Linked DNA regions of Homo sapiens: region 1 is linked to region 2. A link is an interaction called in ENCODE POLR2A ChIA-PET data of the cell type or tissue named here. Cell type or tissue: endothelial cell of umbilical vein. All regions are shown on one strand. Links, peaks and the distances in the headings refer to the core of each region. The heading gives the core; the rest is flanking DNA. Region 1 has its middle 160 kb from the start of LINC00603. Region 2 has its middle 210 kb from the start of PTGER4.

The links. ChIA-PET counts read pairs that join two places held together with the same protein. Peaks named below come from ENCODE experiments on the same cell type or tissue, not always from the same donor. Only the 100,000 strongest peaks of a DNase experiment are listed, where the experiment ranks them.
Region 1: POLR2A ChIA-PET joins it to region 2 with 5 read pairs; 1 of 35 experiments calls an interaction of 5 or more read pairs at or near these places.

What each region holds. Positions count from the first base shown.
Region 1 is chr5:39,885,228-39,900,663 of GRCh38, reverse strand. It overlaps the pseudogene GCSHP1. Among named protein-coding and RNA genes, the nearest start is that of LINC00603, 160 kb to the left of the region's middle. In endothelial cell of umbilical vein, for the core only: no CTCF peak of the experiment used is centred there; a DNase peak (open chromatin) is centred at 7,753.
Region 2 is chr5:40,457,555-40,472,990 of GRCh38, reverse strand. No RefSeq gene overlaps it. Among named protein-coding and RNA genes, the nearest start is that of PTGER4, 210 kb to the left of the region's middle. In endothelial cell of umbilical vein, for the core only: no CTCF peak of the experiment used is centred there; DNase peaks (open chromatin) are centred at 7,390 and 8,210.

The DNA of each region.
Region 1 (15,436 bases), core at 2,904-10,903, 570 kb after region 2:
TGTACACAATTTCTCTTATTCTTTAGACACACAGCATTTTGAAGTGTTTCTTATTCTTCCAAGACAGCAAAGTGCTAAGATGTAAATATATGAGATTTATTTCACTAAATGCATTTAAAATTAGGTATCTCTGTTTTCAGGATGCTATCCAGATATTATGTCACTTATTCATTTTATATAGAGTTTACTCTAAAGGAGTACCCAGGACTTGTTGTTTACAACTGTAGGCATTTTTATGTGTGCTATTAACTTGCCACATTCTTAAGGTTTCGATCAATTTTTGTGTTTTTCCCTGGAGACACAAGTGCAGAGCAGGGAATTGGATAGAGAAAAAAGAAATACTTGGTTTTAATGTTTTCTTTCTTTTTGTCTTCACTTGTGCTAATATTTACAAATACATTGGGATGCCAAAATGAGACATAATAGAGTATAATAGTAATAATAATAATAATAATAATGAATCTGAATCAGAAAATTGGAATGTCAGTTTCATTATTTACCAACTATGTGGTTTAGAGCAGGTCACTTACTTGTAAAACAGAGATTATAATACACATGTGAAATGGACATTACAATGCTGTATCTAGTACATATGTATTATTACTCAGAAAAATTTTAACTGAATGTGCATGTGATTTTATAAACAGCAAATATTCAGTTCACTTAAAAATATGTTTTTGCCATTATAGCTAAAACTAGAGTAAGTTATTTTTTGCACTGCATTAAATTTACAACATATGCGTTAAATTATAATTACCTAGAGACTGAGGCAACAAGCATGGAGGAGCAAATATAGCTTCTGTAGTACGCAAAATTTATCACATAAGGTAGCAGAGCATATTCCTGAAAAAAACGGACAGTGGGACATAAAACATCTGATTGACAGAAAAGAGAAAGTGGAAAATGTGGCTTAGGAATTCTGACATCTCAGTGGTTAGACCTACGACTTGGTAAGTAAATGTAAGAACATTGGTTATTTGGAAAGGGTTTACCAAAGTGAAAGATAGAATTACTGACATGAAAAAGAGCTTCGAGATAAATTTTATCAGCTACTTCATTCTTCCCAGGTTCTTGCCATTTTGGAAAATCATGTAGTACAGAAACAAGAGGGAAAATAAACTAATATTTACAGAGTCATATTTATATGCCAGAAATGCACTAGGCATTTTTTGCACACAAGAATAAAATCATTCTGTAAATCATTTTCTGATTGTTAATGGAAAAAAATAGCCCTTTCATATTACCAGAAGGATGCTACTGGAAATATAAGTTATTGCATTGTATATTCTGTATTTAAATTGCTAAGTGGCCTAAATTTTATTTCAGTTTCATCTTGTATCCAAGGATGTAGAACTAAGTGTAAGATCTTAGTCAAGGAGAGTAATAAGTAAAGTGGTGTTGTTATTGTATTAGTTTGCTAGGGCTGCCATAACAAAATGCCCCCGACTTGGTGGTTAAAACAACAGAGATTATTTTTTCACAGTTGTGGAATCTAGAAGTCCAAGATAAAGGTGCCAAAGGGTTGGTTTCTTCTGAGAGTCATCAAGGAAGGCTCTACTTCAGGCCTTTTTCTTTGGCTTGTCAATGACTGTTTTCTCCCTGTGCCTTTCACATTGTCTTCCTTCGGTGCTTCTGTGTCCACATGTTCTTCTTCTTATAAATACACCATTCATGTTGGATTAGTACCCACTCTAATGACCTCATTTTTATTTAATTACATCTGCAAAGACCTTACTTCCTACCACAACCACATTCCTAGATACTGGGGGGTTAGGACATCAACATATGAATTCAGTTGACTTGTTCATAATAGATGCACCACAAATATTTGCTAATGATAATTCAAGAACTCTTTGTAACAAATAAACAAAACTTTGTTGCCCTGAAGATCCCCTAAAGAAATAACTTGAAATTAAGTCAAAATAGAAAGCCATCCACATTAGAATACTTTGGGCATTGAACCAGGCCAGACCTCAAAAGCAAATTTAGGTATGAGAATTGGTTGGAATGATAACTTGGACACATGGTCATTTCCTCTTTGGTTGATAACCTAACAAGAAACACGCAGTCAAAAATATACTCCAGATCAAAGACACACATGAATAGATATGGCTTTTTCTCACCTCCCTTTATTTCTCCCAAGAACATGCCCAGAATTTGAGGAGCTCACCAGGTAGAGTGGAAACCTACCAGTTCAGAGGATTCCTAACCATGGTTTATACTGTTTTAAATGAAAGCTTGCAGGGACTGATGAGTATGAAGGGGATGTGGAACTTCAATATTCAAGGATCCACTCTACTTTAAGGAATAAGGAAATTCTTGCTAAGTCCCCACTATATACTTTCAACCTGTGTTTCTTGCTGTGTCACTGGGTCTCATGGAGGTTTCAGGGAACAGGCATGCCCTATTGGAATTTTTGAATAAAGCATAAATTTGAGCATCTATAAAAAGCACATTTTAAAACATAAAGTGCTATGTAAATAATCCATTTTGAATGTTGTAAATAAATAAGTCATCTATGACTTTCATTATTTATTGGGGAATTAAATATACATGGAATACTGACTATATTCCAGGTACTCTGTTAAGGATTGAGCATACAAAAGTCAAAAAGACAGACATCATACCTTTTACATGGAATGCACATAATAACAATTTTGACATAATTTTCATATTACTAGTCTTATAAAAACTAAATACATACTACAATTAAGAGTTGGAAGAAGCCTCTAGAATTTGGCAATAGTTGAGGGAGTTGGTTTCTGTAATTTCAAGATGCTGAAATCAAATGTATTCAGTAGTACCATCCCATACTCATCTCTTCATTATAAACAGAGAAACACACTCTCTTCTGAGAGCAGAAGGAAAAAAGTTGTTTTTTGACATTTTCTGCATTCCTTTCCATGGCTGTAGATTCGAACACTTTTAAATTTCTTTTTCACAAGGCTAGGCAATTTTCAGTACTAGTCTTTGAGGATAATCTAAATGTGCATGAGTCTTGGCCTAGAAAATGCCAGCTGGAAAATGAAAGAGTAGGGACCTTGTGCCATGCTCTATGGGCCATGCAAGTGTGACGAAGACTCAAAGTCTCTTTATCTTGTAAATGGAGTCAAAGGTTCTGGTCTATGCCTAAACTTTCTACTAACTGATTTGAAAATTGCGATTATTACTTATATGGTGGTTATCATTGTAAAGAATTAGATAAATTTATCTCAGTCTTTCAGAAAGAAAACTACAACTAGAGGAATTAATTCCATTATCTATTTTAATGAAATCTTTAGCCTATTTAGGTAGAAAACCTCTCTTCAGAAAATCTTTCCTCAGTGCTTTTTCTGATAGGTTTTGTTTTTGCTCTGATGAACTTTTGCTGTACATCTTCTGTCAGGGCAAAATAGTTACATCTGCAAAGAATGTATACCATGTCATTAACCTTCCTTCACTAGCAGCAAATTAAAGCCAAACAACAAAGTCATAATTCCACAGAGACTGAAAGATGGACTTTAAGTAGAATTATATGGGCTGTGAATTATCTTCAGCAGTAAACTATTGTACAAATAGCCCATTGAAGTTCACTAAAATGGGAAAGGTTGGGGTTACTACAATTCTTATCTAACTCTTGAGTCTTCGTGATAGCCCAATACCCGTGGTAGCCTGAAGTGTACTTCATGTGCCTTGTGAGAAAAGGAAAACTAGTGCGGTTTTTCTCTTTCCCATTGCACTCTAGAGCCATTTGAACAGCAGTTAAAATTCCCTGTCAAAAGTAAATACTGAGTGTTTGTCAACTCTGAAGACCCAATAAAAGATAATCTGTTTCACTGCTCCTGTTTGAGCATATAAAACAAGGTACTGGCCGGGTGCGGTGGCTCAGGCCTGTAATCCCAACACTTTGGGAGGCTGAGGTGGGTGGATCACAAGGTCAGGAGATTGAGACCATCCTGACCAAAATGGTGAAAACCTGTCTCTACTAAAAATACAAAAAATTAGCTGGGAATTGTGGCATGTGCCTGTAATCTCAGCTATTCTGGAGGCTGAAGCAGGAGAATCCCTTGAACCAGGGAGTTGGAGGTTCCAGTGAGCCGAAATCACGCCACTGCACTCCAGCCTGATGACAGAGTGAGACCCCGTCTCAAAACAAAACAAAACAAAACAAAACAAACATGATACTAAAGCTTTTAGAAATTCTGGTCCTTTAAGTCTTATTTCTCCTGATAAGAGCTTTCTAGAGAGATGATGTAAAGAGAGGAATTTTAGTCTACGGTATTCTAATTTGCTCTATTTAAATTAATATCCCACTTCTCACATGAGTCTCTAGTAGATATTAATAGAAATTACTGGCATGTCTCCAACAATCTAGAGTAAATTTATATGGGAAAGCAAAGGACGGGTGACAAGTGGCTAAGGGAGAACTGGCTCAGTTAGTTGTGAGTGGCAGTCTGCACTCTAATCAATTTCCCCCCAAATTTCCAAATATTGATTTACCACCAAGAATTTTTCAGGTAAACACCCACAGCTTCAGACCATCACCCGATTCTCTAGTTTCCCATCCTTCCTTGAGCCTCTCTCCATGTCCCCTTAGTGTCTCCTCTATCAGGGCCTGCACTCTCCTTGGATACCACCTTCCTCTCTCGAACCACTTCAAGAGATTTCTACATGGAGCAGGATTGTTTAATTTCTAGTTCTCTCTGTTGCAGGTGTCTCTGTATTTGCTGTTTGGATTTCTTGCCTGTTTCTGACCCATTGCATCTCCCCACTCTCTTGTGCTTGAGTATTACTGATGTTTGAATGCTTGCCTAATCTGAGGGCCCTCTAGCTTCTAATCATTCTGTGAATCTAGTTTCCTGACCTATCTCCAAAATTAGTTATCACACATTGTGCTAATGTGACAACAGTTAGTTATCTCAGTTTAAACCAGGGTCATTTAATCTCCTTGGTCTCAATTTTCTCATTTAAAAATAGGATGCTCTGTGTTATGTGGAGGTCTTTTATTTTGACATGTCAATTGGGTTGAGTTGTTAACATCCAATTTACAAATTCACCATTTGGTTCTTGATCAGAGTAACTTTCAGATAAGTAAATACAGATGAGTGAATAATTGAAATTAAAGAACTTCTAAAATGAAAGTTGGCTTTCAAAAGTACTTCTGGGTTTGTGACCAGCCTGGCCAACATGGTGAAACCCCGCCTCTACTAAAAATACAAAAAATTAGCCAGGTAGTTGGAATTACAGGTACAGGACACCTGTAATTCCAGCTGCTCAGGAGGCTGAGATAGGAGAATTCCTTGAACCTGGGAGGCAGAGGTTGCAGTGAGCCAAGATCCGCCATTGCACTCCAGCCTGGGCAACAAGAGCAAAATTCCATCTCAAAAACAAACAAACAAACAAAAAACACAAAACACAAAAAACAAAACAAAAACACTTCTGGAATAGTATTTTTAAAAAGAAGAAAAAGTATTCTAACAGATGACTCCATTTCAGCGAATTTAATTACTCCGAAAAAAGTATTTTTACCTTGAGTTATTTATAAGTTATGTAAGACTTGATTCTACTCAACCATCCATCTCACACAATGTTAGATTTCAAAAGAAATATAAATGCCAATTATTGGTATTTTTGATCCCTTATTATATGCTTAGGGCTCTTCTAAATATGTTTTAAATATGATTTCACTAATTTCTCAACCCCTATAAAGTAGAAACTATTGTTACTTCTATTTTACAAATGAATTTTACAGATGAATTGACTGAGGAAGAGGCGTTAAGTAACTTGCTCAAGATTATACAATTAGGAAAAACCCAGGATTTATACAAGGAACTTTGGCTTCAGAGCCTGTGCTGGTAAACATCACACTATTCTATTCATCATGAGCAATTTGAAGAAAGTTCTTGACAGGAGTGTATTAAAGTAGAAGCTCTTGAAAAGGCAAATCAAGTTTATGTTCATAACACACAACAAAACTTTTAAATTCTTTTCTGCAACTCTACTCTAAAAATGACACACAGAATAAAAGCTGCTTATAAATCTGTTTGTTTTTACTCTCTTTTTTCCCTTTTGATTTTTCTTTTCATTTCCCCCTAAACACGACATGAAAGGCTCTTCCATATCTTCACCCACAAATCTATTTTCCACCTTCAATGGATATTTTATTCTTTCTTGGAGGCTCTATGTCTTTCTTTTGTGAGTTGGTTTAATTTTTCATGCTTGTCTAATACAGCATCTTTACATGTTCCTGAACACAGGTCAACCTGAAGAGAGTCGGAGAAAGATCTTGCCAAATTTTTCTCAGAGAAGGATGGAAGAATCATATTACCTTAATTCTTTTTTTTTTTTTTGAGATGGAGTTTCACTCTTGTTGCCCAGACTACAGTACAATGGCTCGATCTTGGCTCACTGCAACCTCCGCCTCCTGGGTTCAAACAATTCTCCTGTCTCAGCCTCCCATGTAGCTGGGATTACAGGTGCCTGCCACCATGCCCAGCTAATTTTTGTATTTTTAGTAGAGTCAGCATTTCACCATGTTGGCCAGGCTGGTCTTGAACTCCTGACCTCATCTGCCTGCCTTGGTCTCCCAAAGAGCTGGGATTAAAGGCGTGAGCCACCATGCCCGATGCATATTGTCTTAGTTCTTATTATCTCTGTATACCTCTACACAATTTCAGATGTTGCTGTTCTATAAGGAATTCACTTATCATTCACTTGAACTTTTATGGGTTCCTTTACACCAAAGTTTCAATGTCTATGTTTACTTACAGCTATAAATTTCTTTAGATAGTGAATATAAGGGAATATTTGGGGCTAGATATTAGGGCCTGTGTCATGTGGATAGGTGAGTCAAGAGGCCCAGAGAAGAAGTAAACAATTCTGGCTATTATCTAGACATTTTGTTTTTCTGAAAAATCACAGTAACATTTCAAAAGATAACATCCACTTTGAAAAAAGTATGTTATGATTTTATGTAAAACATTTTTTGGCTGGGTGTGGTGGCTCACACTTGTAATTCCAACACTTTGGGAGGCTGAGATGGGATGATTGCTTGGGCCCAGGAGTGCGCGACCAATGTGGGCAACATAGTGAGACCTCATCTCTACAAAAAGTAAACAAAATTAGGTGGGCATGGTGGTGTCTGCCTGTGGTCTCAGCTACTGGGGAGGCTGAGGCGGGAGGATAGCCTGAGCCCAGGAGGTTCAGCCACTGAACATGGTTCAATGTGTTTGCACCACTGCACTCCAGCCTGGGTGACAGAGTGAGACCCTGTCTCAAAAAAAAAAAAAAAAAAGGATTTTACATAAACAACTCACAAGATGAACTGAAATTCTCATTCTTTACCTGGGTGTTTAGGGGATATAGAGGTACAATGTGAGTGAGAAGAGAGGGCCTGAGATAACTGATGTGTCTTAAAAGAAAAAGAAGATGAATTGGGTTGACAGAGTAGGAGACCTGGAAATTTCACACCAAATTCTAGAGCTGCAGAGCTTCTCTGTTTCAGGAGTGTGATATTTGAAATCTGACTTTCAGTGGAGTGACAAAACTCTTTCTTAAAAATGGTTTGAAATTGCATTTTAGGTGGGCAATTAAGCAAAGGACTTATAAAAATGAGTTCTGATTAATAACCTCAAATTTAAGAAGTTAGAAACTGATTTTATTTTCTCATAGCTTTAAGGAATAAATTAGTACCTATACTTATGAGTGTGTGAGCACATGTTTACTAACAAAAGGAAGAGGGGGAAGTTAAGCTGACTCACTGTCAATGTCAGCCTTTTTTGTTTCTGCCTGATACAAAAATAAAACTCCGGCTTGAGGCATTTGGACAAGCTGAAGATTAATCACTGCATGACAACATTTAGATATTCATTGTCCACTCTGAATGTTTAAAATGAGGTTTTATTTTCTAGACATGAAACTTGTAGATTTGTTTTCACATATTTGCTGAACTTTCAGAGTCTATTTGGAGTTGACCTATTGGGAATGAGCTATCCAGGATGCAAGAAAAAGTTCCAGCTCAATGGAACTAAAACACAATTGGGAGATTAGAAAAATACACATGAAAAGTGAAATATCAATAGAATAATCCAATTCATTGATACTTTGAACTTCCTGGAACTTTTCTTATCCGGGTTGATAAAGTTGCTGGTTTACTAAGAATAAACAAGAAAGGAAAATACCCTAATTACATGCCAAAGATTAAGCATTTACACACATATATATTGTTTCTTGGACACTTCCTCAAATTTTCACTCAAAACCTAGTTGCTCTTAGTTTATACAATCTTAATACATTTTATCATATCTTATTTCAGACTTTAGCAGATTAAAAACAACTGTTTGTAAAGTAGAGGGCTATCTACATGCAAGAACTTTATGAATAAAAGTGAATTTACTTAACAAACAATAAGCAGAATAATTGAAGAATTAAATACTCACCGGAATCACATCTAAAATGCTCTCTCTGCCTCATTTAGACCATGTAGTATCAATGTTTTAGTTAAATCTTCACTAATCTCTAAGACTGCATCTCAAAAATGTCTTCTCCATAAATTCCATTTAAGGCAAAAATACAGGAATCATCACAAGGCACTATGTAGGTAGGAATCAAATCTTTGTGGTAGGCACAGTGTTCTTGTTAGAGCCAGAACCATCTCTAGTACATCCTGTATCTGGGGTGTAGGTTTAAAACTAAGCAAAATTTTACCGAGTTTCACAAGAGCACTTTGAGCTGCATTTCTCCAGAAATACAATAAAAACAAACCAAAGAGAGGAAAGTCTAGGACTAAGCCTCTAAATGAATTGAGTGATATTAGATTAAACAAGACAAGTTTAGATGTTGCCAACATGTATCTCCTTCCTGGGAAAAGGAAACATCATCTATGAAAACTGAAAGCCAGAGCAGGTTTACAGGGATGATCTTTAAACTTCAGCTGATGCTAGAATCACGTCTCTAACCCTACTCATTTTCTTACAGAAAATAATTATTTCAGTGAATGCCTACAATCTGTCCCCTTGCCCAAGATGTCAAAGATGATTCATTCTCTTATGGCAGAGAAAGCCAGAGGAATCTAAGCAATCATGACTCTTTGGCCAGACTACCTGCTGCTCCCAAGGGAGACTCATGAACAATCATTTCCAGCATTGCCTCTCTAAAATTTCCGGTACTTATTTCTCTCAAAGGATGTTGAGGTCTTGGTAGCTGGACAGTTGTAAGACACAGTCTTGAGCATCTCAATTAATAGTTTTTATCAGAGGATCAGTTCAACTTTACTTGGCAGCATTGATGGCACAGTATCCTTTTAAAGACATACCTCTAAAAGAAGTTACTTCTTTAGTGACTTGAGAAATATGTTGAGGCAATGGGCTTTTGGCACACCACACAGATTGAACCTGACCATCTCTTTTTGAGGGGAAATTTAACAGTTAGAGAAGGACTGCACATCCATGCACTATTTGCTACTTCTGGTGACCATTATTAAACATAGTTTAAAGTTAATTTTGGAGTTATAACTCGATTTTGTTATTTTGTTACTATTTGTCTGGATATTAATAAAGTGCTCCATTTTCCCTGTCTGCTGGAGAAGTTAATTGATTTCTAAGAAGAAATAAAAAGGATTCATACAAAAATTAGAAAAATATTAAATTAGCTTTTATAAAAATGCTGAAAACTTTATTAAGGCTACCAGAAGTTTTTCATTTAGATTTAATATAAATCTTGGAGAATGCTTATAATAACTTTTCTTTGTATTTTCTCATAGTCACAGACATAAAATTGCTTTCATATGTGAAACCCATCTGTTAATAGTTCTCAAATTATTTTCGTGTTATTCTTATTTATTTTTTGTTTGCTAATACGGTATAAAAGTCCTAATACAAATCATGCTAGCTAGTTCACATTCATGTTAGTGATAATTAGAATAGTATAATTGATATTTTATTGGAAAATGATGTTTCCCTTTATATTTTCTTAATAGATAATTTCTGTATTTGTAATTCTTATATTATTATAATTATTGTGTCAAGTTTGTTTTCTAAGATAACCTAGTTCTATTCGCATAATAAAAGTCAGGGATCAGATGAAACTCATTTAAAAGAAATAAAATTTATAGAGAATACATATTAAGAACTGTGCTTGTGATATGAGAATATATTTTTATTTCATTATTGTGCCAGTTGTGTTAATTACTTTATTGCTTCTTAGTGACATATGTATATATATATATATGTTTGCTGGACACGATTTTGGTATCCTTAACAGGGTACTGAAACTCTTTATCTTAGTCAGTTTGGGGTGTCAAAACAGAATACCATAGACTGGGTAGCATAAACAACTGAAATTTATTTCTCACATTTCTAGAGGCTGGTAATCTGAGATCAGGATGGTCATTTTTTTTTTTTTTTTGTAATTGATCATGGCAGAGAAAAGAGAAAAAAAAGCAAGGTGTCTCTTGTCTTTTTATAACGTCACTAATCCTATTCACTAGGCTTCCATCTACATGACATACTTACCTCCAAAAGACCCCACCTCTTAATACTATTACCTTGGGGGTTAGGATTTCGAGAAGAATTTTTGGGGAGAATGCAAACATTCAGTCCATAGCATCTTTGAAGGCTGATAAATACCTTTTATTTCTCTAAAATCTAATACCAATTATAGTACTTGATAGAATGTATGAACCTGGAAAAATAACCATAGTTCCAGTGAATATATTTGCCAAGATAATTTAAAAGTGGATGGATTAATTTATTAATTAATTCACCCATTCTTTTGTCCATGAACACATATTTGTTGAATACTTACTAATGCCAAACATAGACATATACAATGTATTAAACTGGTCAGAATGCTGATAATAATAATAAGAAGAAAATGAACTGTTTTCCAAGTCACTCTATCAGTCTAGCACAATTCTGATGCTAAAATAGAATAAGGATAGCATAAATAAAAAGAAGCTATAAACCTACATAACTTATAAATAAGCAAGGGTTATAAATAATAATTAAATCATTAAACAGGTAAAAATCATTAAGAAGTAATATATTGAATGAATAGTTTATCTAGACAGAAACAGTCTATCCCAAAGAATGCAAAGATGGTTCAAAATAAGAAATATCCATTACAGCAACTTAAAATATTATGATATTAAAGAAGAAAAAACATATCAATAGAAAAATATAAGTATATTAAAGATACATATATTTTAAAATTTATAAATGAATTGAGAGAAAATAAAAGAGAACATGTTTTGCAATGTTGATTGGAAACATCCTTCCTATCGATGATACCATTTACAAAAGGCAAAGATACATGTACAGTTGGTCTTCCATATCTATGGATTCTGCATCTGTAGATTCAACCAATCATGAATTGAAAATACTAAAAAAGAAACGAATAAACATAATACAAATAAAAATGCAGTATAACAAATATTTACATAGCATTTACACTGTATTAGATATTATACATAATCTAGAGATGATTCAAAGTACACAAAAGGATCGCATAGGTTATACCAATACAACCCGTTTTATATAAGAACTTGAGCATCCACAAATTTTTGGTATCTCAGGAGGGTCCTGGGACAAATCCCCTGTGGATACTGAGGAAGCAGCACAAAGCATGAGCACCTTGGCCTGCAACTTGCAGCCTGTGAGTCTTCTTTTTACCGTAGGCCCTGCCCAGTGAGGCCCTGGCTGCTGAGACTGCCACAGTATGGGCCTGTGCACAGACCTTCTCTGCTGTTGGTATGTAAATTCATAGAGAAGTATAAATGGATAACAACAGAAAATGGTATTGGAACAGTGGAAATCAGCAATTTTGCACAGGAAGCTTTGGGAGATGTTACTAGAGTCTCTGTGAAGTTGGGACAAAATTGAACAAACAAGATGAGTTTGGTGTTTGGGAAGTGTGAAAACTGCTAGTGAACTCTATTCTCCTCTATGAGGAGAAGTAACTGAAATTAATGAACCTTTTGTAGAAAATCCAGGACTTACCAACGAATCTTATGAAAGTGGCTGACTGATCAAGATGACACTAAGTAACCCTTCAGAACTAGATGGACTAACGAGTGAAGTGTATGAGAAATACACAAAATCTAATGAAGACTGAAAGTGGAATTCCTAAACAAACCAGTATGAGATAACTTCATCCAGCATAGTTGAATTAAAGTAATGGTGGATAGAAGACTTTAAATAGCAACTTTTGGCAATGTGATGGGAAAAGAAACTACTCTCAACACTGCTGGTGAAAGAAAATACACCTTAACTTTCCAATGATTGTGGATAAACACAATATGCATCTTTTTCAAAATACCCTATGGTGTTTAGACTAGGGTCTAGTATTGAGAATTCATGTAATTATTGGTGGTGAAAACTAGTTATAGAAATTATGTAATTCAAGGATAACATTATTATCTTAAGCCTTATATTATATTATAACTTGCTGACATCCATCCATAGATTTGGATCAAAATACTGAATGACCTTTCCACTGGAAATAATTGGGAGTTAGTTGTACAATGTCAGATGGAAAACAATCCAATCTTAATTTTGCAACATACTGCATTTGCTGGTGCCATTTTTATACAGTGAATAAATAGCCTTGCAGCAAAATAAGAAACAAATAATAAAATATTCAACTTCCTCAAAACAACAACAAAGTTTGTACAGAGGAAGATACCATAAGTAAAATGAAAATGTAAATGATAAACTTCTAGTTCTGGGAAAGATAGATAAAGTCAACATCCCTTTATCTTACACTGAATTCAATTATAATACCTGAAAAAAAATGCTCATGCAGCTATTTGAGAATTCTAAGAAGTAAATATAAGAAGACAGATTGGGAAGAATACCAGAGTTCAAAGTACTACTAAACCAACCAAAGTACTACTAAACCAACAGTGAGCTTGCTACATTTTTCTTCCTTTGTTATGTCCTGGCCAGGAAACAGCATGATCCAAAACCCAGAAATAAGCACCGTGGTGCAGACAGAGAGATGTAGAAGAAACCCTCTAGTTTTAACTCAAGAAACAGAAAAGGGAACTCTCAAAACTCAGAGATAATGGGGAAAATTTCTTGGATTTTTTTCCTTTTCTTTTTCTCCATTACCTTAGGGGAAAACTGTAGTGCAAGATCTTCCAGGAATGAGAAAGCAGCAGTAGCCAAAACTTGGAGTACCTTTCTCTCTATTCAATCAAGCTGGCTCCAAGATGGTGTCATGAAACTCGTATTTGTTTTTCACTTCTCTCTCTGTCCTGCTACCGCTTGACCTTGAACATGGTGCAATGGGCAATTTCTAGCCAGAAGTCTGAAAAGGGCAGCCCACAGAACTGGAAAGTTCCTGGTAGATAAAAAAAAAAAAAAAAAAGTAGGAGCTCAGGAAGGTCACCTCTTAAATGTGTTTATGAACTCTTACACTCACCCCCAATCTGTGTTGTACCAGCATGAAGTGGCACAACGTCTTTAAAGTCCTGACCAAAAAAAAGAAAAAAACACACAAAAAACTGTCAACTCAGAATTTTATATCAGTGAAAATATCCTTTTGGAATTAAAATAAAGACATCTCTGATTAAGAAAAACTAATAGTAGTTAATGGCAGCAGAACTGCTTTGAAAGAATTGCTAAAACTCTTCAGACAGCGGGAAATGATAACCGAAAGAAATTTTGAACATCAGAAATCAAGAAAGAGGAGCAGAAAGGGAAAATATCTGGGTATATATAATACACTATTCTGGGTATATATAATACACTATAATACACTTTGGATTATTTAAAATATGTTTGATAGTTAAAACATAAAATATACTAATCTCAGATGGGAGTTTCAATGTCTGTAGGTATAATATTTAAGACAATCGTAGAAAAAAGGAGACATCTTAATGGGACTTTATAGTAGTAACACTTCTACATTCAAATTAGGTGGTAAAATATTGATTATAAATAGACTGTTAAAAAATTATGTATTTTGTAATTCCTGGAATAAGCTCTAAAAAATAGATGAAGCAATATAATGACTGAGAATGGTACCAGTGAATAAGAAAATTTTCAAAGAAAAGATAAAAACACCAATGTTCAATGGTATTAAATTTAAAATAAATACAGAGTTTTCCTTCAGAGTCCCTATGGAAGTTTTACATAATGTATACTAGATAATTAAAAAGTATCCACTATCTCTTTAGGTACATGTTACGTTGAAAAAAATAAAGCACACAAAACAAAGAACAGTGAAATAAGTTGAATGAAATAGCAATAGGTTTTTTTTAACATTTCTAATGTTACAGCTTTTGATTTATGAAAAGAAAAATGCTATCATTTTACCATCAACTAGTCACATTATGAAAAGACAAATGCTATCATTTCATCAGTAACTAGTTACATTAAATAATAAATAATCATTACTACTTCCTTTGAATGATCAATTGCTAAAATTTGACTTAACGGTCACAGCAAAAAAATACTGTTTCATCATCTCTAGGTGATAGAAATGGAGCCTTTCCCACAGACTCCTTGTCTCTGGCTCATGATCTGCTTTTATTTTTATTTTTATTTTTGAGCTCCGTGTGTGTGTTAGGGGGGTGCTAAATTTCAGAAGTGGGTGTTATCATTTATTGAAATTTTGTATTGTCTTGTCTCTACATGAAAATTTGAATGCTACATTACATTTTTAGTTTTATTTCATTGATGATTAATTCTTAGAGATTTAATCAGGCAAGTTTACACTAGATTCTTTATAGTCTATGACTACACTAAAGGCAACACAAATTGATTTTACAGAGAAAATAATTAGATTAAAGAGGCACAAATTTCCAGTTTAAAGAACAAGATTAAATGGATTCACTTCCTTTCATTCTCTAAAAGTAACCAATGCAACATTTCTTTTGTCTCTTCAGTGAATTTAATTTTAATGGTCCTGCTGAGTTACTTTGGGCCTTCAGAATATACTGTGTTCTTTGTCTCTAAATACATAAATGTTAGTTAAAGAAAGTGTTTAGACTGAAAATCCTGTATCTCAAATTTTAAATGAAATTTACTCTTCTGGGAACTGTGCGAGGCGCTTTCACATTTTTCTTATGCCCACATCGCTGATGGGAAATGAGTGACTTAGGCTGCTGAAAAGATGGCTCTAAGGACATACAAACAGTAAAGGACAGAACAAAGAACTATAATGCAATGCAGCATGAACCCACTAAAACAGTAAAATGTGAAAAACTGACAAAACAAGGGATAACAAGGATATAGAGCAAGTGGAACACTCGTACACTGCTGGTAAGAATACAAATTGGTACTTTGAAAAACTGTTGTGGCATCTACTAAAACGAGTATGTGCAAACCCTATTCATCAGTTTTCTATTGGTGCATAACCCATTACCACAAACTTAGTGGCTTAAAACAAAACCATTGGCTGGGCGCGGTGGCTCAGGCCTGTAATCCCAGCACTTTGGGAAGCGGAGGTGGGT
Region 2 (15,436 bases), core at 4,098-12,097:
CATAAGTGAAGGAGAAATAAAATCCTTTACACCACAAGAAATGCGGAGAGATTTTGTCACCACCAGGCCTGCCTTACAGGAGCTCCTGCAGGAAGCACTAAACATGGAAAGGAACAATTGGTACCAGCCACTGCAAAAACATGCCAAATGGTGAAGACCATTGATGCTATGAAGAAACTGCATCAATTAACGTGCAAAATAGCCAGCTAACATCATAATGACAGGATCAAATTCACACAATATTAACCTTAAATGTAAATGGGCTAAATGCCCCAATTAAAAGACACAGACTGGCAAATTGGATAAACAGTCAAGACCCCTCAGTGTGCTGTATTCAGGAGACACATCTCATGTTCAGAGATGCATATAGGCTCAAAATAAAGAGATGGAGGAAGACCTACAAAGCAAATGAAAAGCAAAAACAAGCAGTGGTTGCAATCCTAGTCTCTGATAAAAGAGACTTTAAACCAACAAAGATCAAAAGACACAAAGAAGGCCACTACCTAATGGTAAAGGGATCAATTCAACAAGAAGAGCTAACTATCCTAAATATATATGCAACCAATACCGGAGCACCCAGATTCATAAAGCTAGTCCTTAGAGACTTACAAAGAGATTTAGATACCCACACAATAATAATGGGAGACTTTAATGCCCCACTGTCAATATTAGACAGATCAATAAGACAGAAGGTTAACAAGGATATCTAGGACTTGAACTCAGCTCTGCACCAAGTGGACCTAATAGACATCTACAGAACTCTACACCCCAAATCAACAGAATATACATTCTTCTCGGCAGCACATCACACTTATTCTAAAATTGACCACATAATTGGAAGTGAAGCACTCCTCAGAAAACGTAAAAGAACAGAAATCAGAACAAACTGTCTCTCAGACGACAGCGCAAACAAATTAGAACTCAGCGTTAAGAAACCATCAACTCAAAACCACTCAACTACATGGAAACTGAACAACCTGCTCCAGAATGACTACTGGGTACATAACGAAATGAAGCTAGAAATAAAAATGTTCTTTGAAACCAATGAGAACAAAGACACAACGTACCAGAATCTCTGGAACACATTTAAAGCAGTGTGTAGAGGGAAATTTATAGCACTAAATGTCCACAAGAGAGAGCAGAAAAGATCTAAAATCGACACCCCAACATCACAATTAAAAGAACTAGAGAAGCAAGAGCAAACACATTCAAAAGCTAGCAGAAGGCAAGAAATAACTAAGATTAGAGCAGAACTGAAAGGAGATAGAGACACAAAAACCCTTCAAAAAATCAATGAATCCAGGAGCTGGTTTTTTGAAAAGATCAACAAAATAGACCACTAGCAAGACTAATAAAGAAGAAATGAGAGAAGAATCAAATAGACACAATAAAAAATGATAAAGGGAATATCACCACTGATCCCACAGAAATACAAACTACCATCAGAGAATACTATAAACACCTCTATGCAAATGAACTAGAAAACCTAGAAGAAATGGATAAATTCCTGTACACGTACACCCTCCCAAGACCAAACCGGGAAGAAGTTGACTCTTTGAGTAGATCAATAACAGGCTCTGAAATTGAGGCAATAATTGATAGCCTAACAACCAAAAAAAGTCCAGGACCAGATGGATTCGCAGCCGAATTCTACCAGAGGTACAAGGAGGAGCTGGTACCATTCCTTCTGAAACTACTCTGATCAATAGAAAAAGAGGGAATCCTCCCTAACTCATTTTATGAGGTCAGCATCATCCTGATGCCAAAACCTGGCAGAGACACAACAAAAAAAGAGAATTTTAGACCAATATCCCTGATGAACATCAATGCAAAAATCCTCAGTAAAATACTGGCAAACCGAATCCAGCAGCACATCAAAAAGCTTATCCACCACGATCAAGTCGGCCTCATCTCTGGGATGCAAGGCTGATTCAACATATGCAAATCAATAAATGTTAACCACCACATAAACAGAACCAATGACAAAAACCACACGATATCTCAATAGATGCAGAAAAGGCCTTTGACAAAATTCAACAGCCCTTCATGTTAAAAAGTCTCAATAAACTAAGTATTGATGGAACGTATCTCAAAATAATAAGAGCTATTTATGACAATCCCACAGCCAATATCATATTGTATGGGCAAAAACTGGAAGCATTCCCTTTGAAAGCCAGCACAGGACAAGGATGCCCTGTCTCACCACTCCTATTCAACATAGTGTTGGAAATTCTGGCCAAGGCAATCAGGCAAGAGAAAGAAATAAAGGGTATTCAACTAGGAAAAGAGGAAGTCAAATTGTCCCTGTTTGCAGATGACATGATTGTATATTTAGAAAACCCCATTGTTTCAGCCCAAAATCTCCTTAAGCTGATAAGCAACTTCAGCAAAGGTCTCAGGATAGAAAATCGATGTGCAAAAATCACAAGCATTCCTATACACCAATAACAGACAAACAGCCAAATCATGAGTAATCTCTCATTTACAATTGCTACAAAGGGAATAAAATACCTACGAATCCAACTTACAAGGGATGTGAGGGACCTCTTCAAGGAGAACTACAAACCACTGCTCAATGACATAAAAGAGGACACAAAGAAATGGATGAACATTCCATGGTCTTGAACAGGAAGAGTTAGTATCATGAAAATGGCCATACTGCCCAAGGTAATTTATAGATTCAATGCCATCCCCATCAAGCTACCATTCACTTTCTTCACAGAATTGGAAAAAACTGCTTTAAAGTTCATATGGAACCAAAAAAGAGCCCACGTTGCCAAGACAATCCTAAGCAAAAAGAACAAAGCTGGAGGCATCACACTACCTGACTTCAAACTTTACCACAAGACTACAGTAACCGAACATCATAGTACTGGCACTAAAACAGATATATACACCAATGGACAGAATAGAGGCCTCCGAAATAACATCACACATCTACAACTATCTGATATTTGACAAACCTGACAAAAACAAGAAATGGGGAAAGGATTTTCTACTTAATAAGTGGTGTTGGGGAAACTGGCTAGACATATGTAGAAAGCTGAAACTGGATCCTTTCCCTACACCTTATACAAAAATTAATTCAAGAGGGATAAAGACTGAAATGTTAGACCTAAAACCATAAAAACCCTAGAAGAAAACCTAGGCAATACCATTCAGGACATAGGCATGGGCAAGGACTTCATGTCTAAAAGCACCAAAAGCAATGGCAACAAAAGCCTAAATTGACCAATGGAATCTAATTAAACTAAAGAGCTCCTGCACAGCAAAAGAAACTACCATCAGAGTGAACAGACAACCTACAGAATGGGAGTAAATTTTTGCAACCTACTCATCTGACAAAGGGCTAATATCCAGAATCTACAATGAACTCAAACAAATTTACAAGAAAAAAACAAACAACCCCATCAAAAAGTGGGTGAAGGATATGAACAGACACTTCTCAAAAGAAGACATCTATGCAGCCAAAAGACACATGAAAAAAGGCTCATCATCACTGGCCATCAGAGAAATGCAAATCAAAACCGCAATGAGATACCATCTCACAGCAGTTAGGATGGCGATCATTAAAAAGTCAGGAAACAACAGGTGCTGGAGAGGATGTGGAGAAATAGGAACACTTTTACACTGTTGGTGGGAGTGTGAATTAGTTCAACCATTGTGGAAGACAGTGTGGCGATTCCTCAAGGAGCTAGAACCAGAAACACCATTTGACCCAGCCATCCCATTACTGGGTATATACCCAAAGGACTATAAATCATGCTGCTATAAAGACACATGCACACATATGTTTATTGCGGCACTATTCACAATAGCAAAGACTTTGAACCAACCCAAATGTCCAACAATGATAGACTGGATTAAGAAAATGTGGCACATATACACCATGGAATACTATGCAGCCATAAAAAAGGATGAGTTCATGTCCTTTGTAGGGACATGGATGAAATTGGAAACCATCATTCTCAGTAAACTATCGCAAGGACAAAAAACCAAACACCACATGTTCTCACTCATAGGTGGGAGTTGAACAATGAGAACACATGGACACAGGAAGGGGAACAACACACTCTGGGGACTGTTGTGGGGTGGGGGTAGGGGGGAGGGATAGCATTAGGAGATACATCTAATGCTAAATGACGAGTTAATGGGTGCAGCACACCAGCATGGCACATGTATACATATGTAACTAACCTGCACATTGTGCACATGTACCCTAAAACTTAAAGTATAATAATAATAAAATAATAAAAAAACCAAAAAAAAAACCAAACAAAATTGTCTTGGCTATACTGGATTCCTTGAATTTGCATATGAATTTGATTACATGCTTATACATTTCTGCAAAATATCAGCTGAGATTTTGACTGAGATTGCATTTATTTTGTAGAACATTTTGGGAAGCATTACCATCTCAAAGATTGTTAAGCCTTTCCATTCATTTATTTAGATCTTTCACATTTATTTAGATCTTTAAAATTTTTCTTTCAATAGTGTTTTGGGATTTTCAGAGTATAAGTTTTAAACTTTTTTAAAGTTTATCCTAAATATTGTATTATGTTTATTATTATTGTAATTGGAATGGTTAACTTCATTTTTGATTGTTCATTGTTAATGTATAGAAATACTTTGATTTTTGTATCTTGATCTCATACCATGGAGAGTTATCAGCTTATGCATTAGCTACAATAGTTCTTTAATGGATTTCTTAGGATTTTCTACATGTAAGACCATTCCATCTGCAGAGATTTACTTCTTCCTTTCCAATTTAAATGCCTTTTATTTCTTTTGCTTGCCTATTTTCCCTAGTTAAAGCCTCCAGTACTGTGTGTGTGTGTGTGTTTTCTTCATAGATGCCTTTTAGGAGGTTGATGAGGTTTCTTCTATTCAGTGTGTTGAGTTTTTTAAAAGGGAAAGTAGGTTAAATTTTGTCAAATGCTTTTTCTGCATTTACTAAGATGGTCATGTAAGTTTGTTCTTTATTTTATTGATAAGAAGTATGTTAAACTAATCTTTCATTCTGGGGATAAATTCTCTTGATCATGGTGTATAATCCTTTTTATATGTTGCTGGATTTGATATGACAGCATTTTGTTGAAGATTTCTGAGTTTATATACATAGGATATATTGATCTGTGTTTTTCTTTTCTTGTAATGTTTTTGTCTGGTTTTGTTATTAGGATAACACTGGACATATAGTATTATTTGGGAAATATTTCCTTTCCCTTTTTGTAACAATTTGTAAAAAATTGATATTAATTCTTCTTTAAATAGTAGAATTCAACTGTGAATCCATATGTGTTTAGGTTTTCATTATGGAAGTTTTAAAATTATTAATGTAATTTCCTTACTTTTTATAGGTCCATTCAGAATTCTTTTTTTCCTGAGACAGTTTTACTTCTAAAATTGTGTCCATTTGACTTAAATTATTTAATTTGTTGTCATTAGTTGAGAGTATTTCTTTATAATTCTTTTAAATTTTGTGAGGTTGACAATGATGTTTCCTCTTTCATTTTTTATTTTAGTAGTTTGGGTCTTCTCTTATTTTTTCTTAGTCAGTATAGCTAAAAGTTTGTCAATATTTTCTAATCCTTTCAGAGGACAAATTTTTGGTTTTATTTATTTTCTCTTTTGCTTTTCTGTTCCCCTTAATTTCCAGTCAAAAGTTTATTATTTTCTTCCTTCTGCTTAAATGGGCTCGACTTGTTCTGTTTTCAGTGCTTTAAGGTGAAGGTTTGGTTACTGATTTTGAGATTGTCCCACTTTTTAAATATAGGCATTTCCATCTATAAATTTTTCTCTAAGTCCTGCGTTAGCAGTGTCCCATAAATTTTGATGTCATGCTTTTATTTTCATTCATCTCAAAGATTTTAAAATTTCTATTGTGATTTTTAACTTTGAGCCACTGACTATTCAGAAAGATGTTAATTTCCTCATATTCACAAGTTTTCCAAATTTCTTTTTGCTATTGGTTTCTAATCACATGCTATTATGGTTGGTGTGTGCATTTTGCATAATTTCAGTCATTTAAGTTTATCAAGACTTGCTTTATCATCTAACATACGGTGAATTCTGAAGAAATTTCTGTGTGTGCTTAGAAAAAATGTGTATTCTGCTGCTGTTCTTTACAGCATTCTATAGATGTTTGTTAGGTCTAGTTTCTTATAATGTTCAAATTTTCCATTTATTTTAAAATCTTCTCTCTAGTTTTTCTACTTTTCTAGAAAGAAATAGCTATTATTGTTGAATCACCTAATTTCTCCTTGATTTTATCAGCTTTTGCTTTATATAATTTGAAGCTCTGTTGTTAAATGTCTGTATGTTTATCAATTTCATAACTTTCTCCTGGATGGACCATTTTATTATTATAAAATGTCTATCTTTATTTTGAGTAATTAATTTTTGTTCTAAAGTCTGTTTGGAATAATATTAGTGTAACTACTCCAGCTTTCTTGTGTTTGCTGTTTGCACAATATATATATTTTACATCCTTTTACTTCTAACATTTTGTCTTTGAACCTAGACAAGGTTCTTCTGTAGATAGCATGTAGTTGGATCTTGTTTTTATATAGTCTAATAATCTCTGATTTTGAGTTCTTTAATTCATTCACATTTCATTCAATTGTTCATATAACTGGGTTTACATTTGCTATTTTATGCTTCATTTTCTTTGTCTCATGTCTTTTATGTTCCTGTTTTTCTGCTTTACCACTTTCTTTTGCATTAAGTGGTTTCTAGTGTAACATCTTCATTCCTTTCATAATTTTTTTTCACTATTTTTTGAGTTATTTTGTGATAAAATAGAGAAAAAAATCTCCTATATTTATTAGGGAAATAGTACTATTGATTGAGTCTATCAATCTTTGTTAATCATCAAGTGTGAGAAGGCATGAATGTGTGTGTGTGAGAGAGAGAGAGAGAGAAAGAGAGAGGGAGAGAGAGAGAGATACATTTGAGATAGAGCAGGCAGACTTTTTTACTTCTGTAGACACTTTTTTTCCCCAAATTTGAAGTTTATTTTACCAAGGTTATATACATGCCCATAACACAGCCTCAGGAGGCCCTGAGAACAAGCGCCCAAGGTGGTTGGGTCACAGCTTGATTTTATACATTTTAGAGGGGGCAGAAGTTACAGGCAGACATCATCAATTCATGTAAGGTGTACATTGGTTCAGTCTGGAAAGGTGGGATGAAGTGGGGCCTTTCAGGTCACAGATGGATTCAAAGATTTCCTGACTGGCAATTGGTTGAAAGAGTTAAGTTTTGCCTAAAGAGTTGAAATCAGCAGAAAGAAGTGCTTAGGTTAAGATAAGGGGACTTGGTGGAAGCCAAGATTCTTGTTATGCAGAGGAAGTCTCCAGCAATATTACTTCAAGGAGCGTTTCCTCTGGTTGATGAGGGAAGTACTACTGGAAAACCATAAAGCTGCCTCAAACAATAAACTTTAATTTTATATCATATCATATTATCAGGTAGGGACTCTTCTGGGAAGCTGACATGTATCCAGTAGGGTAGTTTAGCAATTCCAGGTAAGTTATGCTAACTAGACCAAATGTACTTCTGGAAACACTGGTAATTAAGAAGAAAGAGCATTTATGTGTGCTGTGAGCTTTCAAATTTTTCCCTTCACATCAAATAGGCTTGATTTTTGTCAAGGTTACTTCCACTTGAATTCAGAAGTGTTTCCATGATTGAATCTGATATTGATCTACTGATAGCTACTCGATTTACAATTAGGGCTTTTTCCCTTTATGAAGACAACCCAATCATGATTGTTCTCCACGTGTTTCCTCAGGGAAAGAATATTTATTTACGTTAATGGCTTCAATGTGATCACAAGGTAACTGCCCGTTGTTTGTAGCTATTTGCCCTTCACTCTGAGCTTCTCAAAAACAATTATTGGAACATTCTTAAAGATGAAAGCCTTGTTTTTCAGATCTAGGCAGCTACTAAGCTTTGAATCTGTGAACTCTACCATCACTGACATTCCAGGTGCACTGTGAGGGGTAGTTAAGAAGTTTTATATTTGAAGGGAAGCTTACTGCTTGAAGTAGCTCATGGTTGACAATAGATTATTTATTTGAGCTTACAAATCTGGCTTCTGCAGCTATTTTCTTTACTACATACTCTATTCTTCTTTCCCCATCTTCTCAAATTTAGTTTTGTCTCTGATTAAGCTATTAAACACAAGAGCATTATGCTTTTGTAGAAGCAAGAGCTTGAAGAAAATTATGCTATTTTGATTTTGAAATACGCTTTAAGAGTAGCAGTGAAAAACCTTTGAAAATATTACTCATCTCTGGTTAAAATATCTCTGGGAAGTGAGTCAGTATTTTATTATTCTCTTTCGGATGTTATTAGCTGGGGACAGTCAAAAGAATTCGAGGAAAAATTAAATCACTTATATAAACCCAGGTGAAGAAGCCAGGGTTAAAACCCAAATCCTTCCATCGTGATACTTGCTTTTTCTCTCTGAATTATGCTCCTTTTTTAAAACAGCATTCTGTTTCCTAATATGATACAAGCAGTTGACCTGAAATTTGCTTCCATGAATTTCTATCTTTACTGAAACAAGAGGGAAAATGTTTTACATTGTTTGCCATAAGGTAGGTTGATAATTGATTACACAAATGGGAGGTAGGGGTGGAAAAGGTAATTACTTACTGTAAGATGAAGTCAGAACACTACGTTATACTTCTGGCTTTTCAATACTTGGCATTGCTCAAATCATTTTATATTTTTATGCACCATCCTTCACGTGTGAGATGGATCTCATCATAAACACATGGCTGTGTGGAGGTATTGTCAGGAATTCCTTATTTGAAGGCTTGTATTTAAAGGGTGGAGGTGGGAATGAAGCCACAGTGTATGCTCATCAATCTTACCATGAACTGTCCTGCGTATTCACAAATCACCACAAATATTCCCATATCATTTTTTCATACTGTTATACTCAATTATAAGGTACAATAAATTTTAAGATATATTATCTATTTAATAATATCTTCAGAAGAAAAGTTTCTATATCAAAGGTACATGCCCAATGAAAGAGGTATCCTGATTTTAGAAACATTAAAATTGACAGATTGTATTTTAGAATCAAGGAAATGTGGTTCAAAACTCCATTATTTTCTCTTTTTAAATAAAATCTGACTCTCCAGGCCACCTAAAAAATAAGTATGAAGAAAGTTCTTGTCTTAGTTTCTGTCTTAGTCAGATATCTGTTGCTCGTAGCAGGATACCTGAAACTGGGTAATTTAGTAAAACAATAACAACAACAACAATAACAACAAAACACATTTCTTACAGTTCTGGAGGCTGGGAAGTCCAGGGGTGAGAGATTGATTCTTATGTGAGTCTTCTCATCCGTGAGGACACTGCAGTCCTGAGGTGCTGCAGGGGATCACAGGGCAATGGGCTGAGCTTGCTATCTCAGGCTCCTCTTCTTCTTATAAAGCCCCCAGTTCCACTCCCATGCTTACCCATTAATCTTTTAACCCATCAATCAGTTAAGCGATGAGTAGATTAATCCATTCATCAGAGAAAAGCCCTGTCAATCCAATCACCTCTTAAAGGTCCCACCTCCCTAAACTGCCACACTGGGGATTACATTTCAACATGGGTTTCAGAAGGAACAACTATTAAATCTATGTAATTCTCCCCCTGGCTCTCCAAAACGTATGTTCTTCTCACAAATACATTAATTCTATTCTTATAGCCCCAAGGTTTTAAAAAATGACACATAATAATTGTACATATTTATGGGGTACATGTGATAATTTTGATACATGCAATGTGTAGTAATCAAAGATAATTAAGATATTTATAACCTCAAGCATTTATCATTTCTTTGTATTGGGAACATTGCAAATATTCTGTTCTAGCTACTTTGAAATATACAGTAAATTATTATTACCTATAGTCACCTTGCTGTGCTATTGATAACTAGAACTTCTTTTTTCTATCTAACTGTGTTTTTAACCCATTAACCAGCCTCTCTTTACCCCTTCCACGAGCCTTCCCAGCCTCTGGTAACTATCATTCTACTCTCTACCTCCATGAGATCAACTTTTTTAGCTCCCATATATGAATGAGAACATGAAATATTTTTCTTTCTTTCCTTGGCACATTTCACTTAAAATAATAATTTCCAGTTCCATTCATTTTGCTGTGACAGAATTTCATTCTTTTTATCATTTAAAAATATTTTATCATGTATATATTCCATATTCATAGATTGATAGACACTGAGGTTATTTTATGTCTTGGTTATTGTGAATAGTGCTGCAATAAATATGGACATGCAGATATCTCTTCAACATACCAATGTTCTTTATTTTGGATATATTCCAGCAGTGGGATTGCTGGATCATATAGTAGATATATTTTTAGTTTTTTGAGGAACCTCTATGTTGTTTTCCATAGTGGCTGTACTAATTTACATTTCTACCAGCAGTGCATAAGAGTTCCCCTCTCTCTAAATCCTTGCTAGCTTTTTTTTTTTTTTTTTTGGCTTTTTGATAATAGTCATTCTAACTGGAGTGAAGTGATAACTCATTGTGGTTTTGATTTGCATTTCTCTGATGATTAGTGATGTTGAGCATTTTTTCCATATGTTTGTTGGTCGTTTTATGTCTGCTTTTGAAAAATCTCTAAGTCTTTTACCCATTTTTAAATTGGATTATTTGTTCTTTTGATATTGAGTTATTTGAATTGCTAATATATTATAGTCATGAACCTCTTGTTGGAAGGATAGTTTGCAAGTGTTTTCTTCCATTTTGTATGTTGTCTCTTCACTCTGTTGATTGCACCCTTTGCTGTACAGAAACTTTTTAGCTTGATGTAATCCCATTTGTCTATGTTTGATTTTGTTACCTGTGCATTTTAGCTCTTATACAAGAAATCTTTTTGCAGATTAATGTTCTGAATTGTTTTCCCATGTTTTCTTCTGGTACTTTCATAGCTTCAGGTCTTGAATTTAAGTATTAAACCATTTTGATTTGAGTTTTGTATATGGTGAAGGATAGAGGTCTAGTTTCGTTTTTCTGCATAAGGATATCCAGTTTTTCCAGTATCACTTATTGAATAGACTGTCTTTTCTGCACTGAATGTTCTTTGTGCCTGTGTCAAAATTGAGTTGGCTGTAAATATGTGGATTGATTTCTAGGTTGTCTATTTTGTTCCTTTGGTCTATGTGTCTGTTTTTATGCTGGTACCATGCAGTTTTGGTTACTAAAGATTTGTAGTACATTTTGAAGTTGGGTAGTGTGATGCTTCCAGCTTTGTTCTTTTTGCTCACAATCCTTTGATTTATTTGGGGTCTTCTGTGGTTCTCTACAAATTTTAGGATTTTTTTTTCTATTTCTGTGAAGAATATTATTGGCATTTTGATAGGCACTACATTGAATCTATAGATTATTTGAATGGTATGAACTTTTTTTTATTTCTTCTTTGTTTATCTGCCCTATCAATGAGTTATATATTTTTGCATGTTTTCATGATTGTGATTATCACCTTTTTGTCTCCAGATGCAGGACTCTTTTCAGCATTTTTTGTAAAGTCAGTCTAGTGATAGATTTCCTTATACTTTTGCTTGTCTGGGAATGGCTTTATTCCTCCCTCAGTCTAAGAAATAGCTTTGTTGAGTATAGTATTCTTGACTGTCAATTTCTTCTTTCAGTACTTTGAATATATCATTTTATTCTCTCCTGACCTGTAAGGTTTCTGAAGAGAAACCTAATGTGAGTCTAATGAATATTCCTTTATATGTGACTTGGTGCTTTTCTCTTGTTTTAGAATTCTTTTTGTCTTTGACTTTTGATATTTTGACTATTTTTTACCTTGGACAGTACCTTTCTGATTGAAATATAGTTTGGGATCTTTGGACTTCCTGGATCTGGATGTTTATATCTGTCTCCAGATTTGGGAAATTTTCAGCTATTATTTTATTAAATAGGTTTTCTATGCATTTTTTCCATTTTTTTTCATTCTGGAATGTCTATAATGAATATTTGTCTACTTAATGGTGTCTCATAAGTTTACAATCTTTTAAGAGCTATTTTCCATTCTTATTTTTTCTAACCAAATAATTTCAAATGACCTGCCTTCAAGTTCAGAGATTCTTCTGTTTGATCAAATCTGCTGTTGAAGCTCTGTGTTGTTTTTTTATTTCATTCATTGAATTCTTTAGTTGCATGATTTGTTTTTTTTCTTTTTTATATCTGTCTTTTTGTTGAATTTCTCATGCATATGTTTTTTCCTGATTTTGTTGAATTGTCTAACTGTATTTTTTATACCTCATTCAGTTTCCTTAAGATCATAATTTTGAATTCCTTTTCTGGTTCTCCATTAATTTTCCTTTTATTGGGGTTTGTTACTAAAAAGTTTTCCTTTAGTAGAGTTACATTTCCTTGCTTTTTCCTGTTTCTTATGTCCTTCCATTGAGTGGAACAATCACCCCTTCCAAACTTTCCAAAGTTAACCCCAAAGTCTTAACTAATACTAGCCCCAACTCAAAAGTCCAAAGTTCAGAATCCCATCTGTGAGCCTGTGAAATCAAGACTAGTTTTTTTTTTTTTTTTTTTTTGAGACGGAATCTCACTGTCGCCAGGCTGGAGTGCAGTGGCGCGATCTCAGCTCACTGCAAACTCTGCCCTCCGAGTTCAAGCGATTCTCCTGCCTCAGCCTCCCGAATAGCTGGGATTACAAGCACCTGCCACTGCACCCGGCTAATTAAGACTAGTTATTAACTTCCAACATACAGTAGTGGTTCAGGCATAAGACAGACACTTCTATTTTAACAGGGAGGAATAGGCAAAGAGAAATGAGTAACAAGCTCAAGCATGTTAGAAACTGAGTAGGACAGACATTAAATCTTTAAGCTGAGGAATGATTTCTTTTGACTCCATGTGTCACCTTCTGGACACACTGGGATGGGGTTTGGGCCCCCAAGGCCTTAGGCAGTCCTATGGGCTTTGCTTGGTGCAGCCCACGTGACTGCTTATGCAGAATAAAGTCCTTTGCCTAAGGCTTCCTTTGGTAGATGTTTCATGCTGCTGGTGGTTCCATAATTCTGAGATCTCAGTGGTAGTCCTGAGTTCCTTAGGCATTACTCTAACAGGGACTCTTGGTGGCAGCTCCAACTTCACATTTCTCCTCTGCTTTATTATACCAGGGATCTTTACAGTAGCTCTGCCTGGGTCTCTAGGCTTTCAGCAACATCTTTTGAAATTTGGGTGGAAGTTGTCAATCTTCCATAGCTCTTGCTTTCTGCAAGCCTGCAGAATTAGTACCACATGGATGTTGTCAAAATTTATAACTTGTACCTTCTGGAGCTGCAGCATGAGCTGCACCTGAGGCTTCTTGAGCCATGGCTAAGGCAGCTGCAGAACTGCTGTGCTGGGGTGTGGGTAGCAGAGTCCCAAAATGGCCCTGACAAGTGAATCTGTGTACTCTGGGGCTGTTCCTTGACACCATTCTGCTCTCCTAAGCCTGTGATGGGAGTGGCATCTTCAAATATCTGGGCAATATCTTTGGGGGTATTTCTTCCATTGTCTTGACAAATAGCACATGGCTGCCTTCTGTCTCTGCTAATCTCCTTAGAAAGTGGTCCATCAGCTACACTCCGTTTCTCTCCTGAAAACATTTTTTTCATTCTTTTTGTGGTCAAATGGTTTTCCAAATTTTTCTGCTCTGCTTCCTTTTTAACTATTAATTCTGTCTTTAAATTATTACTTTGCTCTTGTATCTCAGTGTAAATGGCCAAAGGTAACTATGAATGCCTTCTATACCTTACTTAATTTTTTTTTGTGCCAGATATTCTAGTACATCTTTCTCAAGTTTGGACTTCCACAAAGACCTCAGTCACAGACAGAGTCCAGCTAAGTGCTTTGACAATTTATAACAAGAATGGCCTTTACTTGACTTTCCAATATCTTTTTCCTCAGTTTCTCCTAAAACTTCATCACAATGTTTCCTGCTGACCACATTTCTATCAACATTCTGATCATGACCACTTAACCATTCTCTAAAGTGTTTAAAACTTTCCCTGGTCTTGTCTTCCAAGCCCTCACCAGAATCTGAGCATTTACTAACCAGCTGCTTCAAATTGTTCCAGCCTCTACCCATTATCCAGTTGCAAAGTGACATCCCCGTTTTCACATGTTCATTATTAACAATGTCCTACTCCCAGTGTCAATTTTCTGTGTTAGACCATTTTTGGTTGCTTATAACAGAATACTTGAAACTGGGTAATTTATTAAAAAATATTTTATTTGAATAATTTATTTAAAAAACATTTCTGGAGGCTCGAAAGTTCAAGGTCAGGGGCCCACTTCTGGTGAGGTCTTTCTTATAGTTGGGTACTCTCTGTAGAGTTTCTTTCTCTTATAAAGTCACCAGTCTCAGTCCCATGATAATCCATTAATCTATTAACACATTAGTCTATTAATCCATGAGTCTATTAATCCATAAGTGTGTTAATCCATTCATAAGGACAGAACCCTAGCATCCTAGTCACCTCTTAAAGGCCTCACCTCTCAATACTGCCACATTGGGTGTTATGTTTTAACATAAGTTTCAGAGGGGACAAACATTCAAACCATTGTAGTTTATTTTCTACTGCTATACTAGAATACCATAGGCTAGGTAATTTATTTAAAAAGTGATATATTTGGCTCACAGTTCTGAAAGCTGGGAAGTCCAAGAGCATGGTACTGGCATCTGCTCAGCATATGATGAGGACGTTTTTGCTGCAATGAAATACGGTGAAGGGCAAGAAAGTGCAGGTGAGTGGGAGCTCAACTTTAGAACAAAGCCACTCCCGTGATAACTCACCCACTCCCATGATAATGGCATTAATCTATTCATGAAAGTGGACCTCCCTCCAAGACCTAATTACTTCTTAAAAGCCCCACCTCATAATTCTGTTCCAATGACAAATTTCATCATAAGTTTTGGAGGGGACATTCAAACTGTAGCAGTCCTGTTTCTTTGGTCTCTAGTATCTACCAGGACCATTTGTTGGCTGTGCTGGTGGTCACCAAATCAAGATGTGGTACTTTCTGGGTATCCACAGTATGTGTCATGTTGCAAATTTTTATTTCCCTGCATTAGTAAATATACTTCAACCCAGAATGTTCTGAGCTCATAACAATAAACAAAGATAAAAACAAAAGCTATGAATGCTTTACTAAAATGTAGAATTAATAAAATATCCATTCATTACATAATAAGATGAGCTTGTCTGTCTATTACTATCTGATGACCTTTCAATCTAAGGATCAATTTTTCTTTCCACTTACAAAATCTTTAAAGGAATATAGTAATACCAGAAGATAATGCCAGAATCTATGCCACAGAAGGTTAACATAGGCTATAAACCTACGACGTTTCTGTATTTTTTTTGACACCTGGTTTTATTATGTTTCCATGT